3 separate regions of the Mus musculus genome follow, and all the other regions are linked to region 1. Evidence: chromatin loops called from intact Hi-C (ENCODE). Cell type or tissue: gastrocnemius. All regions are shown on one strand.

Region 1 (2,500 bases):
GCTAGTGCATGCTGCCTTAGGAGTGTAGTTTTAGGCTGATCTTGGTACAATATGTCTTTCATGTTTGGTGTGTAATCATCTCTAAAGTGAGAGTCCCAATTAGAATTATTTTATTTGAAACTTACAAGGTAAGCATTTCAGCAGTGGAAATCATAATTTTATCTTTATGGGTCAGACGTGCCTACGATATGGTGAGCACATACAAATGGTATCTCACCTGAGGCACAATGACTCAGGGAGAGGGGCGATAGTCCTATCTTTGGCCCTTGGTGTCATGAGATGCTAGTAGCTCTGGTCTTGTGCAAAACTTAGGAAGAAATTTCAGATGCCTGGTTTGAAGCCATTTCTGAAAATTGTTCTTTTATTTTCAAATGGAATTATCTTTAAGGCAAGGGTCTTAATAAATAATAACAAGACTCTCCAGAGTAAATTGAGAACAACAACAACAAAAAGCAGAGCTTTAATCTTGGCATCCACACAGAGGTATATCAGACAGAACAGGAAGGGAACGTGGCTGGATCGGCCGGAGTTCCCACAATTGACAAATGTGCTGTCAGTGTCCCTGAAGTGGGGTCTCATGGTTGGTGGCTGTGGGTCTAAGAGTAGCCTCAAGTGTAACTTGAAAAAGAAGTGCACTAGTGTGTGTGTGTGTGTGTGTGTGTGTGTGTGTGTGTGTGTGTGTGCGCACTCTCGCGTGCACGTGTGTGTAGCAGAGAAGGGAGCTTGAGTGGCCATGAACTTGGCTAAGGCCCAGGCCCAGGTCACTGGTTCTACTGCAACGTGAGACTCAGAAGCCTCTCAGGGAGCCAGAGCACACTGTGTCTCAGCCTGGGACATTCTCTTGCTGACACATGGCCCGGCAAAGTGGCCACCCCTTCTTCTATCCTATATTTTTGGAGAGACAGCTGTTCTTCTCACTTTTCTTTTTCTGGCCTGCTCCATTCCTGTGTTTCTGCCCTCTACCTTGACCATTGCAAACCTCACGCCTCTCAGAGCTCCACAGAAGAAGACTGTGGGTGCTGTCCCTGGGTGACAGTTTTGCGCCTCCCCTCAGTGGCTGTTGGAAGCTTGTGGGTCAGCATGGTGGGTGGCTGGATTTGTGACAGTTCTGGGAAGTAGCTTTGGAATTTTATGAATGAAATAGGCAGAGTCACACTACAAGTTGCCATGTGGGGGGCATGAGTCACACAGGAAGGGGGCACGTGATTGGCACTAACACACACATCATTCTCTTTCTGCCAGCTCCTCCTCCCATCTGCTACAGCCCCAGCAGTCCTGTGCAGATTCTAGAAGACCCCGCCTACTTCTACCCAGACTTGCAGCTCTATTCTGGGAGGCATGAAGCATCTACTTTGACAGTGGAGGCAAGTGGAGGCCTAAGGGGGAAAAGCGGTAAGTCCTTGCACGTTGGGAGCACAGAGGGTCAGACCTTCTCGTTTTCGTCTCTTCTGCATTAAGTAATCCCCGTGCCTGTGACTTTAGTTTCTACCACTTTCATTACCGAAGGTCAATGGCAATTTGGAAGTATTAATTGAAAAGCACTAGAAGTAAACGGTTCATAAGTCTTAAATACAGTCACAGCTATATGCTGTCAGATCAGGTCTATGTTACTATTGGCTGCTACTGACAATCATATGTGTAATTTATGTTAACTTTATAAAGGTGTATGCTACACACACGGGGTGGGGGTGGAGAAACACACACACACACACACACACACACACACACACATACACACACGCTGCCTTGGCACTGTCCTTGTACATACAGACTTGGCACTCACTGTCCTTGGCTTCAGGATTCCACATTGGGTCTTGGAATGTATCCTTGAGTTGGATCCCAGAATGTAAAGAAGCTGAACACATGGTTGTCACCCCAGCACTGGTGAGGTGGAGAGAGGCAGGTCTCTGGGACTTGCTGGTCTAGTCATTGATCCCCAGGTCCCAGTAAGAGACTGTGCCTCAAAAGCACAAGGTGACCTTCTTCCCCAACCTCAGGGGTCAGAGAACCTTGTGGAAGAGAGAGCAGAAAGAATGTGAGAGCTGGAGAGGAGCAGGAGTCTTGTGAGATGCTGATTTTCTCACATGGCTGCTGCACACTTGAACTCATAGCAGCCGAGGACATGCAGAAGACCAAGGTGACAAGATCTGCCAGGGTCCCAGCTGGGCTGGCGGCACTGGATCCAGTGGGTTATAAAACGGGCTCAAAAATGAAAGGAAAGATGAAAAAAGGAAGGAGGGAGGAAGAGGGTGGTGGTAAAAGGGTATGAATGGACAGTGCCTGAGAAACTAGGAGTGGGCAGTAAATAGGTAGGCTCAAAATACATCATTTACATGTATGGCATTGTCAAAGAACAAATAAAGAGTATTCTATTAGGAGAACTAAGGTGGACGACTCCTGAGGAACAACATCTGAGGTTGTGGCCTCCACACATATATGATACCCACACAAACATGCATGTTCACCCTTCCCACAGTAGAAAGGACTATTTTGCTCCACT
Region 2 (2,500 bases), 66 kb before region 1:
GATTCTAATACAATATTTGATTAGACAGGGATATTTTCTTGTTTTATTTTTTCTGCAGTGAAACTTGGCACTGAGAGATCCCAAAGGCTCAGAATAGCTCAGCAAGAAATTGAATCCATGTCCAGTGACCTAGATTCTCCTTAAATTCCCATGACATAGAGGGATGGGTGAAGGGCAGGCAGCTGCTTAGCTCAACCCTCTGTTCTACTTTCAAGAGGGGGGTACAGCCATCACTACTCAGCACCCCAACTAGAACATGGAGTTGTCATGGAGAGGTGGTTCCTGGACCACTGAGTAACTGATGTGACTCCCATGTTAGAAACCCGATGGCTGCACCCTCTGTTTAATACACAAAACCAAAACCTCCTTATGTAAATGTCCTTTCCCAGTCTTTCTGGTAGAACATGGACGTGCTTAGGACTGATTTGCCAATATGGCAGATGAGCCCCCACACAGTTGGGTGAATGTTAGAAAATGAAACCCAGTCGCCTTCCTTAGACAGGCCTCTTTGCTTACATGAATACTTTCCCTCTGCGAAGTTCAGTCACCAGCTCACGAGTGACCTTTCTGAGAACTCCTTAGCGAGACAATTGTTCCAAACTTCTCACCCACCTTCCCCTCCCCACCATTTTCCTAGGGATGTTCGCCTCTCACGTGGCTAACTACCTGTTTTCTTTCCCTAGAGTGCTGGTTTTTTTAGAGTTGGATTCTTGGGAGATAATGACCTGGCTCAAAGATTACTTACTGTGCCTGGCTTTCTTCCCTTTGAGCAGCAGAGGCGACTGATTGGTGCTTCAGGACCTTGAGAGGATCCAAAACAACAGAGCCCTGGGATTCCAGAGCTCCACCTTGTGAGGGCTGAGCGTGTCTGGGCAATGCTTGTGGCTCTGGATGGAGTCATCACGGATGAGGCAGACTTGGCTCAGTCAGGGAGCACTCGCTGCTCTTTTTAAACTCCACGGCACCAGGAATGAAGTCACCTTTTAAAACTAGCTGACTTAGTTGTGAGTCGCTGTCACTGCTGTTAGAACTTAGTGGGTTTTTTTCCTACGCCTGGGCACCAGAACCTTTTCTCAGGTAAGCACGTTTTCATTAAGTAAATTCCCACCTAGGGACATTGTGTTCAGGTGACTTTGGAGGACATCCCTGGAGGTATTGGAGTAAGGTCAGGAGACGCTGATTTGGGTTGGGGGAGGGACGCCCTTGGTCCTCACCTGAAAGGGTAGCAGGCCCTAGCTGGATGATTCAACTCTGAGCATGAGGTGTGGACAGGGGTCTGTGAGCGAGCGGGGCTGGGTTTAGGTGCCGCTCACAAGTTGTGCGTTAACTGATGAGGTAGCTAGAAGCGGCCTGTGTTGGGCTGGCATCCTCCATCCTCTGTACCTTTTGACCACTGGTTTTGTGTTTGAGTCAACCCTTATAGATCTGGGGTACAGAAGGACAGAGGCTCTGTGGCAAGCCTTGGTTTGTTCTTTAGCTGGCTTGAATGCTTTCCTTCTTTCTCAGGCACGTAGCAGGAGACAAAGGGGCCCAGGATCCCTGCCCCAACACGCAGGTACCTCTCATAAACAACGGCTGTGCTGCTGCTCTCGGGCAGAAATGAGCAAACACATCCTAGAGCCTGTTCATGCAAGTTCTTCTAAGGAAATAGGCACGGGAGGAGGTGTGAGTGTGTGTATGTGTGTGTGTGCGCGCGTGCGCACCCTGTGACTCCAAACACCAAACACCATAGAGTTCTCCCTGCCACTCTGTCTCTGAGTTACACTATCACTGACTGACTCACAGAGATCTTACTATCTTGGGAACCTTAGGAAGGTTTGATAAAAGCATTTCAATTATCACAGAGATTATCTAATGAATTGATTTTGGAAAAAGAGCTGAGCCACTACCACGGGAATACCGAGAGTGAGACTTTTCACCTCTTGACATAGGACTCCCTCTTTTACAAGCACTTGCAACAATCTTGAATGACATCAATACCAGCTTTCTAAAATTATTATTTTATTTTTCAAACAAGATTTTGCTATGTAACACTGCTTACCCTGAAGTTTACTAAGTACCACAGATTTGCCTCAGATTCACAGAGAGCCTTCTGCCTCATCCTTCTGGGAGCTGGGGCTATTTTTTATTTTGTGATGGTATCATTAATTTGCCCAAACTTGTTTCAAATTTACTGTAACCCAGATAGGATCCTCCTGTGTCAGCTTCCGAAGTTGCTGGGGTTACAGGCTATTTGCCCTGGCCTCACTTATGGTACAGGCTTGGCCTGGTCCTGGCCATGTGGACTTCTTTTGACTCATTTTCCCTGTTCTCGATGGAAATAAGGCCAGAGCCTTATCTTACTGGGACAAAGAAGTAAATGCACTTGTAGAAGACCCAACACTGGGCAGTTAAGAACTGCTAGCTATTTTTCTCCTTTCCTTTTCTCTGAAGGTCTGTAAGCTCTCACTATAACACAGCTCTCTCTCTCTCTCTCTCTCTCTCTCTCTCTCTCTCTCTC
Region 3 (2,500 bases), 58 kb before region 1:
TTGTGTTGATGTGAAACTAAACTCAAATAAGCACTAAGAAGTGGGGCAAACTGTGCTCACACTATGTACATGTGCAGTTCTGGGACAGGCCTTTTATTCACCGAGGTCGAGCTGCTTAGCTCCTTCCACATAAGAGGATATAAAGAGCCTATCCTAGCCATGACCCTGAGAAATCACACCAAAAATTGACAATGGGGTATTCCCACACTGTGACTGGCATCAGAAGGTACGGTAGATTCTTTATTTGGAGAGCCGCTTTGTTCTAACAACGTGGCTGGAAGCCTGGTCTCAAAGGAGGTTGAAGAGCTCACCTAGTGGGTTTACTCTCCACCAAAGACTCCTCCCTGAAGGGGCTAGACCTCTACTGTGGGTAGCTGTTTCCCTCTCTGCTCCACTCTGCGCGTCTCTCCTGATGTCTTCTTCATCCTGACTGATCCTGTCTCTATATTCTTGGCTTACCTCTGATTGGGTGAGATTTTCAGCACTGGGTGACAGTCTTACTCAGGGTTTCTATTCCTGTACCAACACCATGACCAAGAAGCAGTTGGGATGGAAAGGGTTTATTCAGCTTACACTTCCATACTGCTGTTCATCACCAAGGAAGTCAGGACTGGAACTCAAGCAGGTCAGGAAGCAGGAGCTGATGCAGAAGCCATGGAGGGATGTTCTTTACTGGCTTGCTTCCCCTGGCTTGCTCAGCCTGCTCTCTTATAGAATCCAAGACTACCAGTCCAGGGATGGCACCACCCACAATGGGCCCTCTCACCTTGATCACTAATTGAGACCATAACTTACAGCTGGATCTTGTGGAGGTATTTCCTCAAGGGAGGCTCCTTTCTCTGTGGTAGGTTCAGCTTGTGTCAAGTTGATACACAAAACCGGTCAGTACAGTGATTATAGGAATAAATCCATTTTTCGAATGTATGTGGCCCTATGGTTGGCAGGGCCCGAGGGATGATGGGAGCAGGAGAAACAGAATGATCAAGCCACCATGTGATTGAATGAAGAAAGTGAGCAGAGAGGTGGGCTTCCTTCGTGTGGATAGAACTTGTGCCATGCGTAGCCAATTAAAGCCATGCATTAAATCAGCACTCAGTGCATGAGCTGGAGTACGGAACTTCCCAGTGCTGGGGGAAGTCTGGGATTCGTCTCCAAAGTCCTGTTCTGACTGCAAGAATCTAGACTTCTCAGAGGTCTCCTCAGCAGGAAAGGGCGGGGTGAGAGTGTTCATTTTTCCCTTAATTTTGAATATTGGCTTTGTGTAGCTATTATAATTCAGTCCACTGTGACGTGAAAATGTACAGGGGGCTGTGAAAAATGAGATGTGAAAACATAAGGCATTTATATTAACAATGCCTTTTTTAATATGATAAGTTGTTTTGTTTTTAAAGATTCATTTATTTATTAAGTACACGGTATTTATTTATTAAGTACATGGTATTGCCTGCATTTATGCCTGCAAGCCAGGAGAGGGCACTAGTCCTCATTACAGGTGGTTGTGAGCCACCATATGGTTGCTGGCAATTGAACTCATGACCTCTGGAAGAGCAGACAGTGCTCTTAACCTCTGAGCCATCTCTCCAGCCCAACAATGTCTTATATTAACAGCATATAATAGTACTATCTTGACTATGTAGAGTAAATAAATTATATTACTAAAATTAGGAGACAGGGGAGATCGCTTAGTGTTTAGAGAGCTGGCTGTGCAAGCATGAGGACCAGAACACACAGAAAATGATGAGTGTTGTGGCAGCCTGTTTGTGATTGCAGCCTCTGATGGATTCAGGGATCTTCAGAGCAAGCTGGCTAGAGAGGCGAGCCACATTTGCAAGCTCTGGGTTAGGTGGAGAGACTTTCTTCTGACCACCATTGACCTCCATGCGCAGGTACACACAAGGGCACTTGCACCTACACACATGTGAACATACATATGCACACATGAACACCATATTAATACATGGAAATGGAAAAAGAAAATAAAAAACATTTCACCTGTAATTGAGAGATTAAATTAAAATTTAAAAGTAATTTAAAAATTACTTTAATTTAATTTTTTAAAAATGAGTAGACTCAAGTTGAATGCTTGGTTCTCTCCAAATTCAAAGTCCTTTGGCAAAGATCTAGCCCTCCTGGTGGTTGAATTTAAAGGTGGGGCCTTGGGGAGGGGATAGATTCATATGAGGTCATGGGTGGGATGCTCATGATAATGAGGGTTCTTGCAAGAAAAGGAAGAGAGATGGAGGCTTCCTGTCTCTCTCCACCTTGTGAGACACAGGGAGTGAGTGGCAAAGGGCCTTCTTTGTGACATGTAACCAATCAGTTGGCACCTTTCTCTAGTATTCCTCATCCTCCAGAGCTGCTAGACACAAATGGCTGTAGTTTAAACCACTCCGTTATATTCAGTCGCGATTGCTAAAGTATGCAACGATTAGAGAATTCAAAATTATTTAAGGACCTTATAGGGCTGTTTTGGATGGTAACTTACTTTTTCCCCTCCAAC

What was found. A loop is a pair of places that touch in the nucleus more often than their neighbours do. Peaks named below come from ENCODE experiments on the same cell type or tissue, not always from the same donor. Only the 100,000 strongest peaks of a DNase experiment are listed, where the experiment ranks them.
Region 2: a loop joins it to region 1, with 3 times the contacts of the local background. A loop is called at or near these places in 2 of 42 quality-filtered maps.
Region 3: it touches region 1 in a loop (3-fold over the local background); 5 of 42 quality-filtered maps call a loop at or near these places.

The regions. Positions count from the first base shown.
Region 1 is chr9:14,595,343-14,597,842 of GRCm38, reverse strand. Amotl1 (angiomotin-like 1) reads left to right here. Exons shown (of 13, transcript NM_001081395.1): 2 at 1,243-1,392. Among named protein-coding and RNA genes, the nearest start is that of Amotl1, 18 kb to the left of the region's middle. In gastrocnemius, no CTCF peak of the experiment used is centred here; a DNase peak (open chromatin) is centred at 1,201; H3K4me3 peaks cover 763 bases; H3K27ac peaks cover 2,500 bases.
Region 2 is chr9:14,661,446-14,663,945 of GRCm38, reverse strand. It overlaps Gm7607 (predicted gene 7607), which reads right to left and starts at 924. Exons shown (of 2, transcript NR_152172.1): 1 at 746-924. It also overlaps a transcript of Amotl1 not described here. In gastrocnemius, no CTCF peak of the experiment used is centred here; no DNase peak of the experiment used is centred here; H3K4me3 peaks cover 2,500 bases; H3K27ac peaks cover 2,500 bases.
Region 3 is chr9:14,653,185-14,655,684 of GRCm38, reverse strand. It overlaps a transcript of Amotl1 not described here. Among named protein-coding and RNA genes, the nearest start is that of Gm7607, 8.6 kb to the left of the region's middle. In gastrocnemius, a CTCF peak has its summit at 1,479 (motif pointing right); no DNase peak of the experiment used is centred here; H3K27ac peaks cover 2,140 bases.